2 separate regions of the Homo sapiens genome follow, and region 1 is linked to region 2. The links are chromatin loops, found by intact Hi-C in ENCODE. Cell type or tissue: Calu3. All regions are shown on one strand.

Region 1 (5,000 bases), 180 kb after region 2:
TTGCTACCCACTTTGCAGGAAACAGAGGGAACTATCACAGTTAACCAGCCCAGTCAGCTGTAATATTTCAGAAGATATGTCACCCCTATCACAAATCATCACTAATGCCTAAAAAAAAACCCTCAAAAACTTTCCTGCTGTAAGTGACATTGCTGTTTTGCAGGAGAGTGCTTGAGGCACTGAGACCCATTCCAGGCCACATGCTTAGGGACCCATCTAGGGACCCAAAGGTCCTTTTCTCTTGCCCGAGGTACAAGTGCCTCTCTCCATCCCTGATTTCCTCCCTCTCTCCCCAGTAAAATTTGGTTGGAAGAGAAAAATAGCGTTCCAAGTTTGGGCCCAAATGATCTGGCTCATTTTATTATGTTGTGACATCTTTTTTATTGTTACCAGGGCTGAAATTATTCATATTTGATGTTAATTAGAGTGGGCAGTGAAAGCATTTCATGAATAAAGTTTCAACATCTGCTCTGAAATCCCAAATAAGCAGTCAAATAAAAGTCAGATAAGAAAGATTATCACTGCCATTATTGCAGAGATAATCAACTTTCTACATAAAGGGACAGAATGCAGTTTTCACAAAAGCCTGCAGCTTGTTTGGGTGACTTTGCCAGTGGAGAGTTTTGAAGTAGTAGACACATCTTCAACTGTATAATTTCTAGTAAGCAAAGACACTCAAAAAATCTGCCCTCCACTTACTTAGGATTATTTCCAATTCCATCTGTTTTCCAATTTCCTTGGCAACGAGTCAATTGTGGAGGGGTGGAACAAAAACGACTGAGTTAGAGAGAGGTGAAAAAGTGCTGGGCTTGCAGTTCACAGCTGCGACACCACGAACACATTATGTTTTAGCACCTCCTAGCCAGAGCATCAAGAAGCACTTTATCGCTAAGAGGTTCTGTAGAACAGAAAGACACAAGTTTAAACAGCGATGCATTGGCTAGAAATAACCTCTAAAGAAGCACACATTTCCCTCTGTCACGTTATAGATCGCTAACGACTCCTCGGGTGATGTTTTATGTCCTTTAAGCCTCATATCTTACAGCGTTAGAATGTGGGATGCCAGCAATTGATAAATTTTAGTGTCATGGGGTTGGGGGAAGAAATGCCTATCAAATGCTGACCACCAGTTTTTCAAAAAAACTTCCATTGGCAATAAAAATGGCAAGATAATTTAGATACTTTCTGGCTTATACTTTGGAGTATATTTCTGAACTAGGTGAGAACTCTTTCTGTGAGGATGAATGAAGTAACATCTAAGTGCTTTGAGCTCCTTGGAGTAAAAAAAGATGATGTAGTTCTCTGGAGCTGCAAAAGTGTCCATCCATCCCCATCTTTGAAATTGGCCCCACCTCTTTCATCCCGTTATTCCATGTTTCCCCTTCTGTATAGAAACACATATGATCAGGCCAGCTAAACACTGGGCTTGAGAGGTCTTTCAAAGGCAAAAATTCTCATGCGACGCCAACAGAAGGGAAGGAAAAGGGACATGTTTACTTCAAGGAAGGAAAACTAATATTTACTGAGGGTTTACTATGTGTCTGGTGCTGAAGGCTATTTTTGCATATCATTTAACCCTCCCCAAAATGTTCCCGGACAAGTACTGTCTCCAATTTCAAGGGAAGGGAACAGGCCGGGAGAGGCCAAGTATCTCGTTCAAGTGGCAAGAAAAAGAATAGGATTCAAATCTCCTAGGAGACAGAGCAGGGTTCAAACCAAAGTCTTCCAACTCCAAATCCCAGACTCTTCTTTCTTCAGCTGCCTCCTGCGGGTATTGCTGAAGTCCTCAGAAGCAAAAAAGATTTTTTTATCCAGAAGAGTCTTGGAATGAACGTTGAAGAATTCTGTAGTGTGAGAATGTGTAAGAGTGAGCTGAGGTGCGTGCGGGTGGCAGTCAGCCTCTGGGGTGTCACTGGTATGGCTGGTTGGTTTAGAGGTGACTTCAGGGGTTGGAAATGGATTGCTCTTGAGATCTGCTTGGACCAAAGATATTTCCAGCTTCACTGTGGGAGAAGGAATTCCCTTCTGAAGGAGAATCTTGGTCTGAAGGAGGCTCTAGCTTTAGTCCTTGTGTGACTTTGACTTTGCCCCTGTCCCTTGAACAAGAGCCTGCTGGTGACCTTACAGCAATCTTGAGCCTACTGCTCACTCATCTCTGTGTCCCACTGTCCTCTTCTGTTGAATGGGGCCAGAGACTGAAGGCGTTTACCTGAGCAAGTCTATCACAAACGCCATCAGCCGTGGCCAGCACAGAGCATGGGAAGAAAAGTTCTTTACAAAAAGGGCTGTTCTTACTCATAGCTTGCCTCCCTTTCTGGGATCATCTAGAATGGGGAGATTTGGGGCTTCCAAGATCCTCTACCCCAGTTTGATTACACAGGATAAGGATTTGTGTCTTCCTCTGCATCAGACAGAGTGTCAGGCAGCTGGGAAAAGTGCTAGGTTTGAATAGAAAAAGGTCAATGCAGCCTCTCCTTTTAACTCTATTTCTATTAAATTTTTTGAAAACATGTGACAAGGGGTGAGGATTAGCAAGAGGAAAATATAAAGGACAGGGTTTGCTACAGCTTATTTCTGAAAACCATTTACAAGTTTCATATGAATTTAAGCAACATCTCTATCCTAAAAAGTTTAAAATGAAGACAGCATGGAATGGCAGTGCTCTGAGAGATGGACTGGGAACTCTGGCGCAAATCTCGTTTTCTGTTGCTGGGTCACTGTGAAATTTCTAGTAACTCATTTCCCGCAGTCCCTAGTTTTCTTAACTATAAGATAGGCGTGGGCCAATACGATCACCCGTCTTAGCGTTGGTCTGGGGTACAGATGAATGTTAACGATTTTCAGAAATAAAGTGATGCACAAATGCTCAATTAGAGGAGTAACTTCTCCCCAGAAAGTGCTTTTTAAAAATCACTTTCCCACTTCCATTTTTAAAAGGGGAGACATCTCATCAAGATTAATGTTGTTTTCCGGGAAGAGAGAGAGCGCAATCCGCATGGCCACTTTAATCACACGGACTGGTATCTGCTCCCTCTTCCAACCCGCTCTGCAAGGGGAACCGGTGGTTGCATCCTGGTCCCCGGCCGAGTCTTTCCTGTAGTTTATTCTCATGCTGCCATCTATAGGTGCTTTCATATTATCACACGCTTAGCCGGGCCTCTGAATTTTCTGTCTGGTAGAAGTCAGAGATATAAGTGGGCGCTGAGTCAGACTCTGGGTTTATCTCAGGCAATTTCTCTTTTAGAAGCACAGTCCCACATGTCTTGCTTTTCCCAACGGAGGCGAGAACAAATTCAGAGAGGAGTCAGAGCTGGAGGGCCTGGCTGCAGAGCAGCTCTGAGCTGCCTGTGGGTGGGGAGGGCGCAGGGTGAAGGGAGGACCTCCTTGGGGCCAGGACCTCCTGGGGAGTGCAAGTCATGAGACTGCGCATTCCCATCCTGTAGGTGAACACCTTCCAGGCCGTCCTAGTGTCCGATGGCTCCTATACATTCACCCTCTTCAATTATTACGAAATCAACTGGACCACGGGGACGGCGAGTGGCGGCGACCCCCTGACAGGTCTTGGTGGAGTGATGGCACAGGTAGGTGGCTCTCCACTTCATCCCCCGCGTGTTTCCGTCGCTGCACTCTCTGCTTCTGTGGCTCAGCATCCTGGAGGGAATCCTGCCACCAGCTTTTAACTAGAGACGCAGGTCTGATCTCGCAGGTGGACTACGAGGCTAGTCCTGCCCATGTTTGGCACCCTGACTCGGCTATGAAATGAACTAGGCAGTCCTTTCTCACCTAGAATGCTGGCCCCAGTGACTCCAGGAAAAGACGGCTCTTGATTTTAGAGGTGCTGGATTTTAAAAATAAGGTAGTTGGGCCAGTTAACCCATGGGGAATTTTTGTACTCAAAAATCTTGTCTTCCTTTTGTGCTGCAGGCAGGATTTAATGGTGGAAACCTCACCAATTTCTTCAGCCTCCCGGGGTCAAGAACCCCCGAGATCGTGAATATCCAGGAGACCACAAACGTCAATGTTCCAGGCCGCTGGGCATTTAAAGTTGATGGAAAGGAAATTGACCCAGCCAATGGCTGCACCTCAAGGGGTAAAGCTTTTCCTCTGTCTGTGGCAAGGCAGGGTTTGTTTAGTGTAGATTGACAGGCAAGCTTTTAAGCCACGGGGGCGGACTCATTCCTGATGCCTTACTCTTTTGACATCTCTCCGCTGGGTAATGGAGATCAAGGTAATTTTAGCATGTGCATTCATCACATCAGAAGCTAAAACACTGCATTCACTACCTTGTGGCTTTGGAAGTCCTTTTCTGGAGTGTGCACACAGTTATCCGTTCTGAACAACTCCGAAATGGACCAAGATCTTGAGTGATTTCTGAGCCAGAGGGACAGAAGGCAGCCCTCCTGTTTAACATTATTTTTGTTGTTGTTGTTGCCATTTCCTCCCCCCGCCCTTTATGTTTTTCTTCTCATCCTTATTCTCGCTCTGTCTTCTGCACTTTGTAGATCTACAGGAATGGGTGCAGTTGGAGTATTGCCAAGTTCCTATGAGGGTAAATCAGTACTTCCTAGTATGATTAGAAAAAAAAGAAACAAAAGTTCTCCTAAAATCTTCCCAGCATCAGCAAAACGTGCAGGAATTTGAGGAGAATCAAAGCTGACTTTGGGTATCTGTGAGTAAGCTGTAGTTGAACCTGGGTGGATGTCCTTCACATTGGGCACCCAAAGTTTGGAGCCTTTTCTGAACTATCGAACCCCTTTAGATGTGCAAACTCACCATGGACTTTCAGAGAAACATCCTGGTTTATGAATTCCTGCTTTTTTGTGTCCAAAAATATTTAGAAAACAGAATTTCTGATAATATTTCTACTTCCAGGAGTAGAAGCTACAGAAATTAGAAGAAGGAAATAATGCCTCTGTTCATTAGTCCATCCACCCACCCATCTATCCAGCTACCCACCCACCCACCCACCCATCCACCCACCCATCCATCCACCTACCCAC
Region 2 (5,000 bases):
ATTTTAAAATAAGAGGTTAACAGGTATCAGCAGACTGTTAAAGAGGTCCATGGCATAAAAAAATATTAAGAAGGCAGGCCAGGCATGGTGGCTCATGCCTGTAATCCTAGCACTTTGGGAGGCCGAGGCAGGCGGATCACCTGAGATCAGGAGTGTGAGAGACCAGCCTGGCCAACGTGGTGAAACCGTGTTTCTACTAAACATACAAAAATTAGCCGGGCATGGTGGTGCACAACTGTAATCCCAGCTACTCGGGAGGCTGAGGCAGGAGAATGGCTGGAACCTGGGAGGTGGAGCTGCAGTGAGCCGAGATCGCACCACTGCACTCCAGCCTGGGAGACAGAGCAAGACTCCGTCTTAAAAAAAAAAAAAAAAAGCTAGAAGGCGACACGGAGAAAAATGGCATCGTCTGCTTTAGCTTTCCCAAAGACCCCTCTGGCTGCAACGGGAAGAGGGGATTGTAAGAAGCAGGACCTCACATGAGCTCTGTTTACACAGGGAGTTGAATTTAACCCTCACCACAATCTTAAGAAGTATACATTATTTTGCCTATTTTAGAGATGAGGAAACTGAAGCTCAGATTTCTGGTAATTGCTCAGCTGGTGAATGGCAGAGTCGGGATTCAAACATGCATCTGCCTGACCCCAAAAAGCAAGAGGATTGAGGATTCGTGGGCCAGTGAATAGAAGCCTGTAACAAGAGGGTCAAGGGTAAATAGTATCTGCTTGGCCTCTTGAGTCAGCTTGGACCTCTGTGCCGCATAATTTCACCTGCAAATGAACTGCCAGCCCCTTCTTTCCTTAGCGCTGGTTCGTTCCTAAAATCTGCCCTCTATAGGCCAATAACACAGCCCTGTGCCGAGCCAACTAAATATTTCATGGGGACTTTAATTTAACTCTAAAGAAATTCATCCAGCCCCGAGAGTAAGCTGTAACCTCGAGAAATAGCACCAGGGAGCACTTGGACCTGCGGATGACATTGCCACTTTCCCAGGAATGCTAATGCTCCACTGGGCCTCTGCCTCTTCAATCATTGCTGTGGATAGGCCTGGCCCAGTGAGCAGGGATGATTTCTACAAACATGGGCTCGCACTGGTTAGCAAAGACGTGTGTGTGTGTGTGTGTGTGTGTGTGTGCGCGCGTGCACGCGTGTATGTGTGTGTGCGCACATGTGTGTGTGTGTGTGTGTCTGTGTGTTGGCACAGGTGAACAATTGGGTGCTATTTACTGTTCCTTTATTCCCTGATCTTTGTTCCTATATCCTGGTTCTGAAAGAAGGGAGAGGTGGTGGGGTTGGCATCCAGTCTCCCCAGTGGACAAGGACACCAAATATTTTGCAGGTGCCATGTGACCCCTAAGAGTTTCTCTTTGTCTCCAGCCCGCGGCGGGTGGCGTGGGCAGACAGCCTGACTCATGTGGCAGGAGAGCAGATGTGTGTGTTCTCAGGCATGTGACGCTGAAGTCTAAGGGATGAGCCCTGCGGATGCTCGTGTGGGCCAGGAGTGGGAGTGAGCCTCCCTGGCTCCTTCTGATCCCATTGCCCTGCAGCTCGGTGACCCCAGTGAGTCCTGGCAAGTTCCCTGGGCATCTCAATAGGTGCGGGTGGGAGGGAGAAAGCCGCCCGCAGGTAAACTGATCAAAAGACAGGAAGTGAGCAGATAATCTAATTTGAAATGGGCTGAGATACAGATGTTATTCTGCTCAAATGCACAGCACAAAAGGACTGGGGCCTGGGGAGAATTGGGAAGCAGCTCCGTGGAGCCAGTCTTCTGGCCTCTGGCTCAGCCTGGGCCTGTCATCTCCATTCCTTCCCGGGCTGTAATTAACACCCCTCCGCTGATAGCTGCTTTAAGCCAGATTGGAGCATGGGGCCCTTCCTCTTCTGGTTGGGCGTCCCACATGACACCGTCCAAGGTGTTAGAGGGAACCGGGTCTGGGGCAGGGCAAGGGGAGAAGGGCGCCCTCTAGTGGGGAACCTACGGCTTCAAGTCCTTAGGTTGGAGGATGTCTGATCGCATCCACAGCATGACCTGAATCTGGTTCTAATGTTCCAGCCTCCTGACAAAAATCCCTCCTGCATACAGGCATCTGTCAGAAATCAGCCTGCTTCAGCTGCCAGCAAGAAGGGGCTCGAGGGCAGGCCACGTTTGGGGGGGGGGTCCCCTCCTTACCCACGCTGTTGGCTGCACTGGCTCTTCACTAGGGACTGACTGTGTGCCCTCTTGGGGAAAGTCACTGCGAACAGTGCAGTAATAAGAAAGCCAAGCGCACAGTCCTGAGAATGTGTACATGGGGGTCTGAAGCTAGCTTTCTTCATGTCCTAGCTGCGTGTATTTGAGCAAATGATGAACCTCTCTGGGTCTCAGCGTCTTTGTCTCCAAAACAGGGCTAATGGCAGTTTTGAAATGTTGTTTATGTTAAATTTTTTCAAAGATTTGATCCCTGCTTCAAGAAGTTTATCTAATGTAGAGATAAGATATGCACACAAATGTAAACAGCAGTAATAGTAAGAGCTAACATTTATTGTGAGTTATCTGTGTCAGGCCTAAGCTTTGTGTGGGTTGCTCATTTAATTCCCATAGAAGCTCCATGGAGGTGGGAACTATCATTATCCCTACTTTACTGATGAAAAAACTGAGGCACAGAGAAGTTAAGGTCACGCAGCTCATAGGTGGCAGAGTTGGAGTGTGAGTCCAGGCATCCTGTACTAATACAAGGAAATTTATAGTATATGCCATGGTGGGTGGCATGAGCATTGCCTTCTCTCTTTGGCGACAGACAAGGGAGGGCTTATGCCTGAGAAGATGATCAGAGAAGGTTTTATGAGGATGGTAAACTTTGAATAGACCTTGAAGAGTAGGTGGAGTTGATGTTTGGACTTTTGATGTGGAGTAAATTTAACTGCAGAAAAGTACAAGGTGTGTTGAGAGCCAGCTGAGTTGGCCTGGCTGCAGGGGAGGGGCAGTGTCTGGGAGAGGAGTGATGGAGATGGGGCTGAACTTGCAGGAGTAGGCAGACCATGAGGGCCAGACTCCCACATGCTGGACTGCAGAGGAGTGGGAGTCGTGAATAATTTCTTAGGGAGGACAGGTATAGTTGCTGTGGTGCGTAAGTGAGTTTTGCTAGAAATATTGAGCACCCGCTTTATTCCAGGTAATGTGTTTTGTGCATTATATGTATTATTTCCTTTGTCCTCATAACATCTCTGAATTGGCAATTATTATCCCCACTTTACAGATAAGAAAAACGAGCTGGGAGAGGATATCACAGCTATCTAAGGTCACACTGTTAGTAACTGGCAGGGCGAGGACTTGAACCCAGTTTGGCTTGGTGCCAGTGACCCAGGCAATGTAGTCACAGGTCAGAGCAGGTGGAGGGAAGCAGTTATGTCTTTGACCTTGGCCTTATTAGGAGGGCCCCTGCAGGGACTGGAGAGAATGGCAGGCTAGGAGGTTTGGCAACACAAGGACTTAGGCACCCCTTGGTTATTGTACCATGGAGGTCATGCTGACCTTGGCTGGAGTGATATTGGTGGAGTGATGGGGTGGAGACCAGAGTGCCTGGAGTGTGGTGATATACATGGCAAGGGAGTGAGGAGAAAAATGCAGAGGGCCCTTTCTTGCCTCCCTTCAATCTTTTTCTTCACTAGAGCCGATTGAATGTGCTGCATATTCAGCATGCAGACTCTGAAGCCAAATTACGTGGGTTTGAATCCTGGCTCTGCCACTTACTTGCTGTGCAACCTTGGGCAAGTTACTTGACCTCTCTGTGCCTCAGTTTTCTCATCTGTTAAATAAGGATAATAATAGTAACCTATCTCATAGAGGTTTTGTGGATACTGAGTGAGGTAACATGTAAAGGGCTTAGTTCAGTGCCTGATACATAGGAAGAGATATGTGTTAGCTGTATTGATATTACAAGTCCAATACTGTAGGACATTCACTGTAGAAAATACTTCAGGACCTTCTGATTGCTGTCTGGTTCATTGCATCCTCTGCTACCTGCCTGCCTCTCCAGCCTCATCTTACAGCATGCTCCTGGCCCTGTGTGTTCTAGCCACTCTGGCCTTCCCACAGCCCCTGAAAAGCACCAAGCTCCCTCCTGCATCGGGGCCTTGACACATGTTGTACCTTCTGTGGGAATACTCACCCAGGCCTTCTCACTGGTCCCTCCTGTTCAGGCAGCTGAGTCTCATCTGGGGAAAACTCCTGTGGACCTTCCAGGCTCTGCCCAAGCCCTGTTCCACCTTCTCATGGTGACATATATAACCCCCCTATAAACACAGCACACGTGCAATTTTACAATTTTTTTTTTTTTTTTTTGGCAATCTGATACTTGTTCGCCTCCTCTATTGGTTGTAAATTTTTTGCTGTCAGAGACTGTGCCTGTATTTGTTCACCATAGTATTCCAGCACCTTGCACACTGCCTGGTGCAGGGCAGAGAGTCAGTGGAGAGCTGCAAGGGTACACTGAGCATTAGAGAGGAGGAAACAGGCGGGGAGGGGGCATTGGGCTCTGCAGGCAGTCCCCGCCCACCCTGAATCCCCCAGTGAGCTCAGCAGCCCCATGTTACTCTCGGCCCATATCCTCATCCAGAGCCAAATGTGCATTATCCCTCCCAGGAAAGCCAGGCTTGCTAGGCACAGAGCTGCTTCCTATCTGTGTGTTTACAGATAATGCCAGCCTCATTTTCACAGCCTCAGGCCTGGCCTTGCTTGGAATTCCATAAGCCTTTTCAATATACAGGGGATCTCCAGAGACAATTACCTTGGAATGAAGGTTTCCAGGAGTGCTTATTCTGGGTAGCGTTTTCTCATCCCAACTGTAGCCTCCCAAAGCTTTCCGGAGTTAAGTAACACAATTACAGAGTTAAATGACATTGAAGAATGGGAGGCACTCTGCAGCCCCAGCAGCAGGTGAAACAGGAGATGTGAAGCCTGACTTGTAAAGTTGTAGAAAGCTGCTGGCATGTAGAGGGGGCAGGGGCAGCTGGCCTCCTCA

What was found. A loop is a pair of places that touch in the nucleus more often than their neighbours do. Peaks named below come from ENCODE experiments on the same cell type or tissue, not always from the same donor. Only the 100,000 strongest peaks of a DNase experiment are listed, where the experiment ranks them.
Region 1: a loop joins it to region 2, with 3 times the contacts of the local background. A loop is called at or near these places in 34 of 110 quality-filtered maps.

What each region holds. Positions count from the first base shown.
Region 1 is chr11:121,109,629-121,114,628 of GRCh38, forward strand. It overlaps TBCEL-TECTA (TBCEL-TECTA readthrough), which reads left to right. Exons shown (of 30, transcript NM_001378761.1): 11 at 3,444-3,581; 12 at 3,925-4,090. It overlaps TECTA (tectorin alpha), which reads left to right. Exons shown (of 24, transcript NM_005422.4): 5 at 3,444-3,581; 6 at 3,925-4,090. Among named protein-coding and RNA genes, the nearest start is that of TECTA, 11 kb to the left of the region's middle. In Calu3, no CTCF peak of the experiment used is centred here; a DNase peak (open chromatin) is centred at 3,083.
Region 2 is chr11:120,927,855-120,932,854 of GRCh38, forward strand. All of the region lies in intron 13 of GRIK4 (glutamate ionotropic receptor kainate type subunit 4), which reads left to right. Among named protein-coding and RNA genes, the nearest start is that of TBCEL, 94 kb to the right of the region's middle. RefSeq lists a silencer at 1,974-2,023. In Calu3, no CTCF peak of the experiment used is centred here; a DNase peak (open chromatin) is centred at 1,957.